3 separate regions of the Homo sapiens genome follow, and all the other regions are linked to region 1. The links are chromatin loops, found by intact Hi-C in ENCODE. Cell type or tissue: mammary epithelial cell. All regions are shown on one strand. Links, peaks and the distances in the headings refer to the core of each region. The heading gives the core; the rest is flanking DNA. Region 1 overlaps ELF2 (E74 like ETS transcription factor 2). Region 2 holds the start of NDUFC1 (NADH:ubiquinone oxidoreductase subunit C1). Region 3 overlaps LOC105377448 (a long non-coding RNA gene).

Evidence for each region. Peaks named below come from ENCODE experiments on the same cell type or tissue, not always from the same donor. Only the 100,000 strongest peaks of a DNase experiment are listed, where the experiment ranks them.
Region 2: it touches region 1 in a loop (6-fold over the local background); 74 of 110 quality-filtered maps call a loop at or near these places.
Region 3: a loop joins it to region 1, with 2.3 times the contacts of the local background. A loop is called at or near these places in 2 of 110 quality-filtered maps.

What each region holds. Positions count from the first base shown.
Region 1 is chr4:139,083,125-139,088,645 of GRCh38, forward strand. All of the region lies in intron 4 of ELF2 (E74 like ETS transcription factor 2), which reads right to left. Among named protein-coding and RNA genes, the nearest start is that of NOCT, 70 kb to the left of the region's middle. RefSeq lists an enhancer at 689-1,078 and a silencer at 1,309-1,438. In mammary epithelial cell, for the core only: CTCF peaks have their summits at 578, 1,251 and 2,229; DNase peaks (open chromatin) are centred at 657 and 1,167; H3K4me3 peaks cover 1,687 bases; H3K27ac peaks cover 1,966 bases.
Region 2 is chr4:139,300,048-139,305,568 of GRCh38, forward strand. It overlaps NDUFC1 (NADH:ubiquinone oxidoreductase subunit C1), which reads right to left and starts at 2,430. Exons shown (of 6, transcript NM_001184989.2): 1 at 2,369-2,430. NAA15 (N-alpha-acetyltransferase 15, NatA auxiliary subunit) reads left to right here and starts at 1,458. Exons shown (of 20, transcript NM_057175.5): 1 at 1,458-1,784. The coding sequence starts at 1,731. RefSeq lists enhancers at 849-968, 1,449-1,508. In mammary epithelial cell, for the core only: a CTCF peak has its summit at 2,139; DNase peaks (open chromatin) are centred at 784, 1,294 and 2,354; H3K4me3 peaks cover 3,015 bases; H3K27ac peaks cover 2,920 bases.
Region 3 is chr4:138,949,454-138,954,974 of GRCh38, forward strand. All of the region lies in intron 2 of LOC105377448 (a long non-coding RNA gene), which reads right to left. Among named protein-coding and RNA genes, the nearest start is that of NOCT, 64 kb to the right of the region's middle. In mammary epithelial cell, for the core only: no CTCF peak of the experiment used is centred there; DNase peaks (open chromatin) are centred at 2,508, 3,188 and 4,728; H3K27ac peaks cover 2,448 bases.

The sequences.
Region 1 (5,521 bases), core at 279-5,278:
CTGTCAATCCCGTCCGTTCTGTCCTTTCCGAGGCGCTTCCGCTGTGGTGGGAGGTTTGGGGGGGGGTAGAGGGGAAGGGGGCAATTCCGTGCTGAGACTTCCCTAGGGCCAAGACTCCCTCCCTCCCGCCTCGCTCCTTAACATTCACCCACTGTTTACAAAAATAAATGTTCTTCTCTGACGCCGCAACCCTCCAGGTCAGGGGTACAAATATATTCCGTGTTCTTCCCATTCTCCCCCTAAAAAAACAACCCACGAGGGAAGGGGCATAAACCTAGTTTCTTCGCAGCCACCCGTTAAATGAGCAAAGGGAGGCGGGCCCCTGAAACATCATCCCGGTTACTCAACATTATTAAGTGACCCTGTCCAGGACCGTTACTCCTGAGACTGCATAAGGTGGGAATGTGCGGAGGAGGGAGGGTCAGAGCATTTTTTTTTGGCGGGTATCGGTCCACCGGACATCGCCCCTGGCTGCCTGGTCCATGCGGAAGTCATGGAATTGTGGACGAAGTCTGAAGGGAGAACCGAGCGGGGGTGGCGAGCGTTCGCCGGAGAAGCCCGCCGCCCCCGAACGCGGGCAGCAGCGGCCTCTCCGGCCAGACAGCGTGGCAGGCGCAGCCGAGAGACAACAGCCTCACTCACTTCCTGGTTCCTCAGCAACTGGGGTGAAGCGCACAACTCGTCCGCCCCCGAGTGCCCAACTTAACCGCGGCTCCGTTCTCCAGCACCCGCTGCCAGCGCTCAGCCCGGCAGCTGCTGCTGCTGCTCGCCGAACCCACCCTGAAGCGACAGCGCCGGATTCGAGGCAGGTTACTCTCCAAGGTGATCACTTCCTGATTCGTCGCCTCCATTACTTCATTCACTCCCCCCTTTCCCCCAGCCGCCCCAGTGACTGTGAGGTGGACACTGTACCCCCAGCACAGACTGCTACAGGGGAGTCACCCCGCCTTCTGTGCACCCCCTCTCCTGCTGCACCGATGCACGGGAGAAAAGTTCCCCTGTCCTTACCGGCCCGGATGAGCAGATCCAGCTGGTTCGTGGGTCCCTCATGCAGAGACGTCGCCATGTTTATCCCGGGGCTGGAGCTGCTGCTTCACATTGACTTACACCGTGAGCAGCGGCGGCAGGGGAGGAGGCGGAACCCGCGGCCGGAGACACACGCCGTGCGACCGACACACACTCACGCACTCGCACACACTCCGACGCCCGGATCCTTGCGCGTCCTCCGACAGGAAGCCGAGGCCGGCCCGCCTCCCGCCGCCGGGCTGAGAAACCCCACCACCTAACGGCAGGGGCAGGGGCGGCAGGGGCAGGGGCGGCGGCGGCGGCGGCGGCGGCTGTGGCTGTGGCGGCCGCCGCAGCTGGCAACGCGATCCTTCCGCCCCGCGCCCAAACAGGAAGTCCCGGACGCTTGCTCCAGAGAGCGGCCGCAGCCTGCGGCGAGAGACACCTGAGGCTGGGAAACGGCTCCGGGAGCCGCGCGAGGACACAGCCCCTCGGCAGGAAGAGGCACATTTCACGCTCTGCGGAAGAAAAGTCTGCAATTGTCCCCCCTCTGGAAAAGAGCCATTAATCATATTTTCTTCCTGGAAGCAATCTAATACCTAGTCCTGCAGCTGTAAATAAAGGTGGCTATTTAACTTCTTTTGGCTTTTTCAAACCTTATGCAACATGTAACCAGTTCACTTGAAACATCTGCACTTTTAAGACAGGAACACCAACAAAGTCATACCTAGAACATATTCTGAAAGCATTACTTGGAAAATAAGGAGTTTCCAACTACTTTCTGAGACCAACTTCGTCCTTTTCCCTTAACAGAAGTGTCAAAGAGCACATTAAACGGGTATTTAGTAAACAGAACACACCAACCTCTGGAGATGAGACTCCCCCAATATGCTAATCATGAAATTCATGTACCCTTTCATTTCTGTTTGGCTCACTTGGAAACAAATTTATATTGTCATTTACTTCAAAAAAAAGTAATTCTTGCTGAAAACTAACCTAATTACAAATACATATTAAAATACAATGGACAAGGGAGATAAATCGCCAATTTAATGACTATAAATTTACTGAACACAGGAAATCAAACCAATATAATGACGAATAACGCTTCATTAAAATGCTTCCCTGGTTTCAGAATTTAATAATACATAAATTGTTTGAAACAAAGGGTTATGCTAAAGTTGTCTGCACACAAAACTTACATAAAGGAACAGTGCCTCCTACAGAGTAAGTGCTCAATAAGTATTTGCTGAATAAACAAAAAGATCTGGCATTACAAATTTAAAATAACAAGGTGACAATTTTTATGATCCGAATTGACTGAACTGTGTAGAGAAAAAAATGTTTTCAGTGGTAATATTAATGCGATATCATCTTATAAAAGCTTGCCCAACATGAGTGCAGCATCAGAATGGATTTACATAGCCCATGACTATTTTTTCTCATTTCTCCTAATATTCATTTATTCTCTTGGTCCTTTTACCCTACCCCTATCACCATGATCCTCACTCTCCCAAAAAAAGAACCTACATGCTATTTCCAAAGTACAACTCCTCTTTAAATAAGGATCTCTTTCTTGAATTAGGTAAACCTGCCATGTATGGGACATGGTAGCTTTTATATTTTATTGCCAATCAATTTAAAGTAAGCATCATCCTTAGCTGGGCATTGTGGTGGGCCTGTGCACCTAGCGACTCAAGTCTAAGGCAGGCCATTTTCTTGAGCCCAGGAGTTTCGGGTTGCAGTGAGCTGTGATCGCACCACTGCACTCCAGCTAGTTATTAGAGAACCACAGTTAGTCCACTCCTTCACTTTACACATTGGGAAACTGAGGCCCCAAGAAGTTACTTAACAAAGGTTACAAAGTGTCTTGTTACTTCAAGGTCAAAACTCTTACAAAACAGTCTTCTATAAAATTTAGAAGTTATAAAAAAAGTTAAATCCATTTTACTACTATTATATTTATAGTATGATAAACTGCAAAATGGTTGATTTTTTTTAATGTCAAAGGTAAAGCAATGGGAAGTTAAAAGAGAAAAATGGAAGAAAAAAGTTTTGAGAAGTGAATGAGAGAATAGGAAGAGGCCAAGCTGTCAAGTTTTTCTCATACAACTAAACAATGAAATTCAAAGTTGGTACCTTGAGCATGTTTAGGGAAAAAACAGGGTCAAGAAAACCGTAAGAAAAATATGTCTGTGAAGCACAACAAGCTGGAATCATATAGTTTAGGAGCACCAAGTAAAGCTTGGTCTGTCAACATCAGAAAATAGACAATAGTTACAGAAGTGCAGTCTACAGATGTACAAAGAAAAAAGATGAATTATTTCATATATTTTATACTACTGCTTAAATGTCTATTTGAGCTTTTTATGTTACTGATTTATTTAATAGTCAGGTTTTATAAAATATTATTAAAATGAAGATCTTCGAACCGTCATAAACTAATTCACTTATTCAACAAATTATTATCCAGTACTTACTTTAAGCAAGTTTCTGTTATAGGTGCTTATTAAGCTGGTAGCACTAAATTATATAACAAAAGGAAGAAATTAACCCTTCTCAATTCATATAGAACTCCCCACCCACCAAGGGTGAAAGTCTTAGAGACAATATGATACACAAGACTGCTTATATATGAAATTAAATAATAGGGTGTATATACAGTGGGTATAATTACCACCCAAGGATGTTAAATTATTTATAATTATAAAAGCCTTCATAAGGCATAAATTTTTAATAGGGGTTCAAAGAGGCAAATTTTTGTTAATGAAATGTTTATTTTTTCAGAGGAAAAGGACTATGGCTAATTTTAGATTCCTTTTAGGAGTTAGGAGGATCATAACTCCTAAAAGTAATTTTATTGTAAGTCCTTCTGTCATATGTACAATAGCATTCATTTTGAGGCATGAACCATGAAAATCTTCTGACAAGGGTCCAGTATTTACTGTTTTTGATACATACTTAGCTTAGGTGTGATCTGACTTAGGTTCATGTTTTTTGCATTTTAACTTATCCCTGGGCCAGGCTCTCCTTGAGACTTGTTGATTCTTCACTTTATGATTTATACTAGACAAACCATTCTGTCCAATTATTAGCAGCTACTCTTAGAAGACTGTCAGCTAAGTATTGCAGCTAGTCATTAATTAATTCAGTAATTCATTCATTTATAGAAACAGGGTCTCGCTATGTTATCAAGGCTGGTCATCAACTCCTTGCCTCAAGCAATCCTCCGTCCTTGGCATCCCAAAGTGTTGGGATTACAGGCATGATCTGCTGTGCCCAGCCCTGCAGCTAGTCTCTTCTAATGGGTGTTAGACAAACACGTTTTTTTGTTTTTGTTTTTGTTTTTGTTTTGAGACAGAGTCTCGCTCTGTTGCCCAGGCTGGAGTACAGTGGCGCGATCTCGGCTCACTGCAAGCTCCGCCTCCCGGGTTCATGCCATTCTCCTGCCTCAGCCTCCCGAGTAGCTGGGACTACAGGCGCCCGCCTCCACGCCCGGCTAATTTTTTGTATTTTTAGTAGAGATGGGGTTTGACCGTGTTAGCCAGGATGGTCTCGATATCCTGACCTCGTGATCCGCCCTCCCCGGCCTCCCAAAATGCTGGAATTACAGGCGTGAGTCACCACGCCAGGCCACAAACAACTTTTTAAAATAGCATCTATTAAGCACCCAAATGTACATGAGTTAGAATAGTTAATGATCTCTATAGTTTAAACGACATTTATGACAACTCATTTCAAGGGTTTGAGTTGTTTATTATCATCAAAGAATATGTAGTATCTTGAATACACTGGGAAAAAAAATTTGCAATTCTTGTGAAACTTTACAAGGACCCATATATAATTCTTGTTTAGCGTGTTTATGAAAAATTTTAGGCTGGTCACAGTGGCTCACGCCTGTAATCCCAGCACTTTGGGGAGCCTAGGTGGGTGGATCACCTGAGGTTGGGAATTTGAGACCAGCCTGGCCAAGGTGGTGACAGCCCGTCTCTACTAAAAATACAAAAATTAGCTGGGTGTGGTGGCGCATGCCTGTAGTCCCAGCTACTTGGGAGACTGAGGCAGGAGAATCATTTCAACCCAGGAGAGGAAGGTTGCAGTGAGCTGAGATCACGCCACTGCACTCCAGCCTGGGAGCAGAACAAGACTCTGTCTAAAAAAAAAAAAAAAAAAAAAATTACAATAAAAATTTTAACTGAAAATATACTAGTCAAATCTCATTTAATTCCAAAAGGAATATTTAGATTAACCAATTTCTTCCTTTCTTACAATACTTTCTGAACTCTACCCACTGAAAAATTCTTCAAATGTCAATACTGAGTTTTTAATTGCCAAATCCAGTGACCTCTTCTCAGTCTCCATCTTACTACTTCTCCAAATATTGTTGACTACCCCTTTATTGAAATCCTTCCCTTCGTTTGATTTTCATGATAGTAAACTGTCTGACTTTTGTTTCTTCCTATTTCTTTTCAGTTGTCTTCACCCACTTCTACACAACCGTTAAATGTGACTGTTT
Region 2 (5,521 bases), core at 155-5,154, 220 kb after region 1:
GAAAGATCTCTTGGGGCAGTGAATTTTGCAGGTTATTACTAAGTAACAGCTTAAAAATGAATTATAAGCTTGTTCTTAGTTTTATAAAGTTAAGGTTAAAATACTGGCCATATTTCAAACTGAAACATAGTTTCCTGTATATATGATTTTTCTCAAACTTTTGAAGAGAGATCACAGAATTTAAGGAAACTCCAGGATTTGACTGTTAAAAACCTTATTTATGACCCCGGTGAAGGGCGAGGACAATCAATATAGCAGCTACAAAACCCAAGTTTATATTGGGAAACATGTATCTCAACTCACACCTTTCAGGGACAGTTAAGAGAAGTTTGAAAATTAAAATATCTTTGCAAATAAATTTAAAACAGTAAAAAACACGCACATATTGTTTAATAATTCATGATGCAAAGAATGCTACAGAGTGAAATCAGGATTTGGAAAGAGGTAATCAAAAACCAAAGGTTAAAAGTGGCTCATATAACTTGAAAATTTTTAGATCAATGGAATGCCACTTTGAAAAAGTTTTACGGTCAGCTGTTAATGAAATGACTTACATTTTTGGAAGGACTCCTATTCGGTATGTAGTCTGACCTCGCCTACTCGAGTAGTTCCCTCTAGTATCCTTGCCAGTCTTTGGCTTCTAAGATCTGAGAATTTCTGGGGATGGGGAGTTCGAGTCACAATATTAAGAACTAGTTTGAAGCCAGCTCCAGGGTAGTCTGTCTTTAAGTCTCCACTACTCCGCTCCAAGGTGACTCATAAGGTCGGTCCGTCAACTCTGCATTATATGGCCTCAACAACGAAATTAAAACACATACTTTAACCTCCAGAGCCTCCTTTGGCAGTGCAAATATGTCACTTCGGATCTGACTAACTACCTTTCCAGGCTGATCTTAAGCAACATTCACCAAATTACCGATACGACAGCCAGGCCCATTTCATCGGTCAAGCTCTTTCACGATTTCCAGACTCTGTTAAGCCCCTTTCTCCCCAGGGCTGTTAACAAGTCTCCACTGCGGTGAAGCTTTTTTCATTTTCCACTCCGCCTCTGCTCCTTAAATTAGGCATTTCGTCCATAATCAACTACAGCGCTTCTCAAACACCTACACCTGTATTTTAGCACTTTGGGCTCAAACGATGATCACACAGTGTGCGAGACTCTTTCCAAGGAATGAAAGGTCGATCTAGCAGGAAGGCGCCAGAGAGGCTGTTTTTGATGAGGAGGCGGTCTGAACCGTACTTGCCTAGCCTCCCGTAGCTCCGCGGGCGCTTCGAGGGTACCACGCACTGAAATGATGGGCGGGGCCTGCCCCGACCCTCCCGGCCTCCACAGGCAGGCCAGCCTCCAGGTTTCCCGGCAAGCTCCGAAACCCAGAGGAGGTGGGGAAAGGAGGTCACCGCGCCTGCGTGTTAGGAAGCGTGACCCGGGTGGGAAAACCCTCCGCGTCCGCCATTTTGGCTGCCTCTGTCGGTCTGTTCAGTTACCACGTGAACCGCCGACGGAGACCCGTAGTGGGGGAGGCGGCGGCAGCGTTAAGTGAGAAAGGAAAAAAGACAACGAGGAAAAAGGAGGTGTCCGGGTAGGGCAACGCGGCGACACCCGAGGCCTGGTGGTGGCGGCGGATCGAGATATTCAAGGCTGAAGCAGCTACGGAACGGCAGCGGCGGCGGTCGGACAAACTGACTGACCGAGCCGGGTGGTGGCGGGAGCAGCGGGAGCAGCCGGAACGATGCCGGCCGTGAGCCTCCCGCCCAAGGAGAATGCGCTCTTCAAGCGGATCTTGGTAAGTGTGAGGCTCCGGGCAAGCGGTGGGGAGGATTTAGCCGGTAACCGGGCCTGTCACCCCTAACCTCGGCCCGGCGGGCACTGAGCCACTCCCGCCCGGGACCCCGCCTTCATAGCTCTCGTCAGGCCGAATGCATTGCTTTGCTCCCTCTCTGTGGTTCCTACTATGGCCCGCGCGCCAGGGACCACAGGCTTCTTCATTCCATCCCCACGCTTGAGGCCCTGGTTCCGGACTAGGCCCCGACCTCCCGGCTTCTAGACTGCCGGTTCTCATTCTCCCCGATCTGGGGGAGAAGAGGCCCGGCCTTTGGCGGGCAAGTGGGCGACACCGGCAGGAGTCGCGGCCCGGTTGGTGTGGGAACCCTGCTGGCAGGTCGGGGTGGCACCCTTGGAAGGAACAGGTGGTGCGGATGCAGCAGGCTCATTCATTGCCTAAACGCGGTTCTCCCTCCATCATCTGTCCCTCCCTCTTCCTCCTCTCTTGGGATTCACCTGTCTCCGCCCGGCCCGGGGTCACCCAATGACCTGAGAGGAGGGAAAGAAGGAGTTCAGAGAAGGAAAGAAAGCTTTTCAAACGACTACCTCCTTGTAGTCAGTTGCATACTGGAGTCTTCAGCTCCTCTGCCTCCGTTGTTCTCGTTTCTGGAGTAGGGATGAGGCATTTATTTCTTAGTTTCCGAGCGGGAAACAGCCCCACCCCGTCACTCTTCTCGGGAGGTGGGGCCCATTGCGAGGGGGCGGTTCGGTAGGAAGTAAAAAGTTGAGTCTTTAGTTGAAACGTTGCAGACCTAGACTTTTCTTATACACTGAAGTATATTAACACATGCAAAAACTTACCAGAGAAATGAGAATATAAGAACTTTTGAGATGGATTTTGTTGACGCTAGCTCAGACTTATTCCCTACGGTTCAAATGTGTGCAGTTTGTATTTTTTTAAACCATAAATGCATTGATGTTTGCAGGGACTGTTTACATTGTAAAATATGTCCTGTAGCCTTGGAGCTATAATTAACACATTGTAGCACATTTTTTGTTTGGCATTTAGTATGTGGGTTCCCCCTTTCACGCAAACGTTTCCTTATGATAGAATTAACTGTATTTGCCAAATTTAAGACTTTTAAAATTTGGGATGTGTGTGTGAAAGTGTTAGCCTTTTCCCCCGCAGTTATAATTTATTTCACCTGTTTGAAAAGTAGAACAACTCTGGGGATTCAGTTTTTCTAGAAATGAATAATCATCCATTTGAACTAACTTTGATTTTACAAAAGTGTCCATATGCCCTACAGATTTAGTGAATTCATTTTGAAAAACATTAGAAAGTCACATGCAGTGTCGCAAAACTGTTACCTTGAAATTCTTACTGGAATTTTGTTTTGTTTTAAGACTAAGAGTGTAGGTGGAGCTGTAAAATAGTTTTAGGAAAAAAGTTACTTTTAAACCCTTAAAAAGACTAATTGGTGTGCAGGTAGAACTGTAACATAAGTTTAGAATAGCAATTTATCTTTAATCTCTTTTTCACAATTCTTTATTTTGAAAAAAATGAAACTGAAAAGTTGAGAGAACAAGGAACACTCATAAACCTTTACTTATATTTATTTGCCATATATGCTTTCTCTCTCCCTATGTATATGTATATATACATTTGTATAAAAGTAAGTTGTAGATGTAAAATTTATCTCTAGGCTGGGCACGGTGTCTCATGCCTGTAATCCCAGCACTTTGGGAGGCTGAGGCAGATGGATCACTTGAGGTCAGGAGTTCGAGACCAGGCTGGCCAACGTAGTGAAATCCTGTCTCTACTGAAAATACAAAAATTAGTCAGGCATGGTGGTGTTCGCCTGTAGTCCCAGCTACTAGGGTGGCTGAGGCACAAGAATCGCTTGAACCCGGGAGGTGGAGGTTGCAGTTCCAGCCTTGGCAACAGAGGAAGACTGTCTCAAAACAAAAACAAAAAACTTCATCTCTAAATACTTAAGCAAGCATCTCCTAAGAATAAGGACATCGTCTTGTATACTTATAACAATCATTCTCTAATATTGTCTAATATCTGGTTCATATGGAGATTTTCTCAAGTGTTAGCACTTTTTTTTGTTTGTTTGTTTGAGACGGAGTCTCGCTCTGTCGCCCAGGCTGGAATGCAGTGGCGCGATCTCGGCTCACTGCAAGCTCCGCCTCCTGGGTTGACGCCATTCTCCTGCCTTAGCCTCCCAAGTAGCTGGGACTACAGGTGCCCGCCACCACGCCTGGCTAATTTTTTGTATTTTTTAGTAGAGACGGGGTTTCACCATGTTAGCCAGGATGGTCTCAATCTCCTGACCTAGTGATCCGCCCGCCTCGGCCTTCCGAAGTGCTGCTATTACAGGCGTCAGCCACCGCACCCGGCCAAGTGTTAGCACTTTTTAAATAAATCAAACTTTTAATTTTGAGAAGACTGTAATAATCACGTAGTTTAAGGAATAATACAGTGCACTTTACTCAGTTTTCCCAACACTAATACCTTGCAAAACCATGGTTCATTATTATAACATTGATACAATCCACCAGTCTTATTCAGATTTCCCCACTTTACTTGTACACGCGTGTGAGTGCTCGCGCACGCGGGTGCAGTCATCCCTTGGTATCTGTCGGGGGTTGATTTCAGGATCCCGCGAGATTCCAAAATTTGCAGGTGTTTGAGTCCCTTATGTAAAGTGGTGTAGTATTTGCATATAACCTATGCGAATGTATACTTTAAATATCTCTAGATTACTTATAATACCTAATGCAATATTACTGTTATATAGTTATACTGTATTTTAAAAATTTGTATTTTTTATTGTATTTTTAAAAATAGTTTTTACCTATGGATGCAGACACCAAGGATAATGAGAGCTGACTGTATTTACTTCTATGCAGCGTTATCCCATGTATAGATTGCACCACTACAATTAGGCTACAGAACAAGTTCCTTCAGTCCAAAGTACCCCCCTCTGTTGCCCTTTTAGAACCACATCCATTATCTCTCCCACCGCCCTCCCATCCCCTCTCGCTGCAGGCTCCAGCAACCGGTACATGTCCTCTATTTGTATAATTTTGCCATTCTTTTGGGTTTAGAGATAGAGTCTTCCTCTGTTGCCCAGGCTGGAGTGTAGTGGCTATTTATAGGCTCTATCAAAAGGGCACTGTAACCTCAAACTACTGGACTCAAGCAGTCCTCCCGCTTCAGCCTCCGGAGTAGGGGGGATCACTACAGGGCTACTACATCCAGCTAATAGTTTATTCCTTTTTATTGCCAAGTAGTATTCCATGATATGGATGTACCACAGTGTGTTTAACCATCCATATAATAGCAATTTTTGATTAAACATCTTAATTTTTTTGTGGTAGTGTTAGTGGGGCAAAAACCTGTAAGTTTATTGCCAAAATCACAGTGCTGAAGATCTATTGATAAGTTATATGTGAGAGAAATGTGGAAGTCACTAAATGAAGGAAGAGTAAAGGAGCTAAAATGTCCTTATTGTTCTCATACATTAGGAATGAAGAAAGTGTTACTGACCAAAAGGATAGTATTGATTTTTTGAAATTGCTTCTGTTTCTTGAGATTTGATAGTAAGTTAGTGCTTTTAAGATTTTTTTTTTTTTTGCCCGGTCTGATAAAGGAAATGTTGGACATAATGTGATGTGTGTGCTCTATGTAATCAAGTGTTGCTAGGTTGGTAACTTGTTGTTTTTTTTTTTTTTTGAGACGGAGTTTCG
Region 3 (5,521 bases), core at 394-5,393, 130 kb before region 1:
GACTGTTCAGTTTTCTTGCTTGTTTTGTTTTGTTTGAGATGGAGTCTTGCTTTGTTGGCCATGCTGGAGTGCAATGCCACAGTCTGGGCTCACTGCAACCTCCACCTCCCAGGTTCAAGCGATTCTCCTGCCTCAGCCTCCTGAGTAGCTGGGACTACAGGCATGTGCCACCACACCCAGCTAATTTTTGTATTTTTAGTAGAGACGGGGTTTCACCATGTTGGCCAGGCTGGTCTCAAACCCCTGACCTCATGATCCGCCCGCCTTGGCCTCCCAAAGTGCTGGAATTATAGGCATGAGCCACCGTGCCCAGCCAGGACTATTCAGTTTTAGCACTGAGCTCAGTCCTGGGCAAACTGGAATAGTTGATCACCCAAACTCAGCTGTGATGCTTCTTGTAGGAAAGGATAAGACATAAAGGAGCTCACTTCTTCTAATCTGGAGGGAATGTGAGAAGAAAAGAGGGGACAGACAGAAAAAAGTACACCTAGGGTTCTTGCTTCCTCTCCTACCCTAGACATAGCCATCCTTTGGCCTACAAAGCCTTACAAACATCCAGATAGGTGGGAAGCACCCGAGGGCAGGGGCTCTGCGCACTTCGTCACTGGGAAGCAATACTCTAGCCAGCTACCCTGGCTGCAGCCTGGAGCAACCACACCTGGCGTCTGTAAAATGAAGGAGTTGGAGAAGATTCCCTCTTAGGGCCCTATTCACTCACTTTAAATGACTGCTTTAAAGTTTCTCCATTTAACTTTACAGAACTTTTTTCAAACCCTAGGGAACTGATAATGTAAATATTCCAAATAAGGAGTCGCAGCCATCAGAGTCACTCAAGTAAAACAGCCAGAGTGGGTGGAAAGCCATAGAAAGTGGAAAAATTCTCTAACGAGCAGACCTACCTTCTTCCTCTCCCCTCCAGCTCTCTGCAGGGTGTTAGGGAAAAAACCACCATACTTTCTAGTGCTGCCATAACAAAATGCCACAGGCTGCATGCTAGAAGTCCAAGATCAACGCGTCAGCAGGGCTGGTTTCTTCTGAGCCTCTCTCCTTGGCTTCCAGACAGCGGCCCTCTCCCCGTGTCTTCACATTGTTCTCTCTATATATACGTCTGTGCCCTAATCTCTTTTTTTTTTTTTTTTTTTTTTTGAGATGGAGTCTCGCTCTGTCGCCCAGGCTGGAGTGCAGTGGCGCAATCTCGGCTCACTGCAACCTCCGCCTGCCAGGTTCAAACAATTCTCCTGCCTCAGCCTCCTGACTAGCTGGGACTACAGGCGTGTGCCACCATGCCCGGCTAAATTTTTTTTGTATTTTTAATAGAGATGGGGTTTCACCATGCTGGCCAGGCTGGTCTCAAACTCCTGACCTCGTGATCTGCCCACTTTGGCCTCCCAAAGTGCTGGGATTACAGGTATGAGCCACTGTGCCCAGCCCGTGAGCCACTGCACCTGGCCCTCTAATCTCTTATAAGGACACTGGTCATACTGAACTGGGGCCCACCCTAATAATCTCATTTTAACTTAATTACCTTTTTAAAGGCCCTATCTCTAAATAAAGTCACATTCTAATGTACTAGAGATTAGGAATTCAATATATGAATTTGGTGGGGGCAAAATTCAGCCCATAACATCTACCTCCCCAGGTTTGGAACTCTTTCCCCTTCCCTTCAGGTTCTTGGTTCCTCCTTCCCCAGGGATTACAGAGCCTAGTAAGAGAGTCATTAGACAGAATCATTCCCAACCTGCTGATGTAACAACTATCTTCAGCTGCTGTTCTTAGCAGGTGGTGTGTGTCAGTGTGTTTGAAATGACCTCTTTTTAAGGTAGAAGTAGAATAGCAGTTCTCAAAATTTTGGGGGAAGGTAAGTAATGTGTTAGTATTATTACAAAAATAATTTTGGCCAGGCACGGTGGCTCACACCCGTAATTTCAGCACCTTGGGAGGCTGAGGCAGGTAGATCACTTAAGGTCAGGAGTTTGAGACCAGCCTGGCCAACATGGCAAAACCCCGTCTCTACTAAAAATACAAAAATTAGCTGGGAGTGGTGGCACGTGTCTGTAATCCCAGCTACTCAGGAGGCTGAGGCAGGCTAATCACTTGAACCTGGGTGGTGGAGGTTGCAATGAGCTGAGATTGCACCAATGCACTCCAGCCTGGGTGATAGAGTGAGACTCTGTCTCAAAAAAAAAAAAAAAAGAAAGAAAATAATTTTGACCCAATGGTCTCTGTGAAGGAGTCTTGGGGAATCCCAAGTGTCCCCAGACATACTTTAAAAACAGCTACCTTAGAGGAAATACCTGTGTGGATTCCTTCCTCTTCTAGTTGTCCTTCACTGCTACTCCTCCTGGCCAATACAGGCCTTCCCCATGAGGCAGGAGGATTTCACCCCAATCTCAACCCACCCTAATGACACAGAGTAAGGCCCAGCTTTAGAGCTGTGCTTACAGGTGTCCACAGGACCTCAGTCTTAGAAGACAGCACATGGCAAGAACAGACATGAATACACATTAAACCAAGGCCAGGATGCCTCCTGGCTCCATCTTCCACAATGACATCACTTTGCCCTAGTTTTCCCACAGGTGAGTCAACAACTTCCCACGTTAGATAGATGATAGCACAAGCAAGCCTATATTAGTTAGGATTAAGTTTAGCTAAATATAAGGACCAAAACAAAATTTTTTTACAGTGGCTTAAATAAGATAGAAATGTATTTCTCTTTCATGTAAAAGAAATCTAGGAATAGGCATCCCAGGACTGGTATGGTGGCTCCACAAAATTGTCAGGGACCAGTATCCTTTCAGCTCACAGTCGGCCCTCCCTATGTTATATGCTCATCCTCAAGATCCAAGGTGGGCGCTGAGCTCCAGCTATTGCAACTATATTCCACCCAGAAGAAATGGAAAAAGAACATTTCTCCAGGAGCTGTGATACTTCTGTTTAGGTCTCATCGGCCAAAATTAAGTCACATATTTACCTACAAAAGAATTTAGGAATGTATTTTTTCAGTTGGGCAACAACATGTCATACCAATGAAGAAGGGAAGAAGGAATGTTGGGAGGCACTAAGCACACTTGGTCACAAATCATCAATTAGAGTTCTTCCCCTCTAGAATTCAGCAAAGCCAAATTGAGATGGCAGCTAGAATTCAGCAAAGCCAAACTGAGATGGCAGCCACTACCTGACTCACCAGCCAGGTGACTCAGTCCTGCCCACCAGCCTGTCAGCAAAACTGTGTTTCTACATGTCACAGACCTTCCACATTGCTAAAAATATTCACACCTCTGAATGTTACATTTTTGAATGCAGAGGGTCTACTATTTGGCATATTCTCTAAATTTTCAAATTATATGTTTTTATGTAAAAATTATTATCTATGTCAGACACTGAACGTAAATACACATAAACATTAACCTAAAAGTTTACAGAGATTATTTCTGGGTAGTAGAATCACAGAACATTTTTCTTTGTTGTTGTTGTTGTTTTCATTCTTTTCTGTAGATAAAAATGTTTCTGTGACCGGGCAAGGTGGTTCACACCTGTACTCCTAGCACTTTGGGAGGCTAAGGCGGGCAGATCACTTGAGGCCAGGGGTTCAAGACCAGCCTGGCTAACATGGCAAAACTTCATCTCAGGTGGGTGCAATGGCTCACACCTGTAATCCCAGCACTTTGGGAGGCCAAGGCAGGCAGATCACGAGGTCAGGAGTTCAAGACCAGCCTGGCCAACATAGTGAAACCCTGTCTCTACTAAAAATACAAAAAATCAGCTGGGCGTGGTGGTGGGCACCTGTAATTCCAGCTACTAGGGAGGCTTGAGACAGGAGAATTGCTTGAACCCAGGAGGCAGAGGTTGCAGTGAGCCAAAATCATGCCACTGCACTCCAGCCAGGGTGACAGAGCGAGACTCTGTCTCAAAAAACAAACAAACAAACAAAAAAAAAACAAAAAGCTGTTCCTCCAATGTACACACATGGCTTCATTGCTTCTATAACTGGGTGAAGCCGTAATTTCTTTTCAGTTTTTGTTTTTGTTTTTGTTTTTGTTTTTTTTGAGACGGAGTTTTGCTCTGTTGCCCAGGCTGGAGTGCAGTGGTGCAATCTTGGCTCACTGCAACCTCTGCCTCCTGGGTTCAAGCGATTCTCCTGTTTCAGCCTCCAGAGTAGCTGGGATTACAGGCGCCCATGACCATGCCCAGCTTATTTTTGTGTTTTTTAGTAGAGATGGAGTTTCGTCAAGTTGGCAAAGCTGGTCTTGATCTCCTGACCTCAGATGATCCGCCTGCCTTGGCCTCCCAAAGTGCTGGGATTACAGGCGTGAGCCACCGTGCCCAGTCCGTAATTTCTTTTCTAGAGCCCAGTCTTATAGCCCTATTATTCATTAGTTGAGGGATTTATTTATTTACAACCCACAGTAGCTGAAACCAGAAATAATTTAAGAAATCTGGTGCTTGAAATAGTTCTTTACTCCTCAACCACTCTATTTCTTCTCAAATAACATTTCTGGGGTTAAATATAAAAATTACATCATGACTGTTCTTAATATTTCAAAATTATGTCTTGTGGTTTAAAGACAGCCTGAGAATAAATGTAACCCACAAACATTTTGAAGTTCCGATCTGCTATTGCAATTATATATGAGTCAGAAGAAGGGGAAAGTTCTACAATTAAGACTTTGTAAGGAAAAATGAATGTTTTTCTTCCCAGAAACTCCCCAGGAAGAATTCCCCTTCTGCACTTTTGACTTTGTCCATTTGCCAGGGAATTTTTTACAACTGAAAGTGAATCCAGCCAATCTGGTAATAGCTGACTCCCAGGGTGTTGTTCTGCTCTTCAGTCCCCATCACCATCCAGCCATTGACATGACCACAGGAACTCACGAAGGGGATGGTGGCCAGCACTGGTCAAGGAAGAAAATTCTGACACAAGCTAAAACATGGATAAACCTTGAGACATTATCAGTCCCAAAGGCAAACAGCATAAGTCTCTGGCTTCCAGAGGGAGCTTGTTAATTATCCTACCCATCCCGCACTGCTTTTTCTCCAGAAAGGACATTTACTGAAAGGCAATTCTTTTTGATTTTTATGTTTGTGCTTGTTGTTCCTACCCTAGAGCCAAAAGACTGACAAGCAATTTAAACACACCAATCCTGCTAGAAAAACACCCAAAGGCACATGTATAAATGCATTAACTTCACACACAAAGAATAGCCCAGTTATATTTACTGAAGATTTACACAGTGTGAGGTAACAGATAAAATGGGTCTAGACTGGACAGAAGGCTCAATTACTTGTCTCAGGGAAATAAAGAGAAAGCTAGTTATTCCATTCACTTGAATCTACTCCACATCTAGCTATTGATGAGTACAAGACAGGTGGCGGATCCTACAACCCTCCTTGTAGGGCACACAGTAACAACCTTTCGCAGTGCAGCCCGGCTGTCATATTTGCAAGGCATACAGTAGCACCAGGATAAAATATAAAATTTTCATGATCAGCAGAAGCAGATTATCCTCAAAGCTAAGGAAAT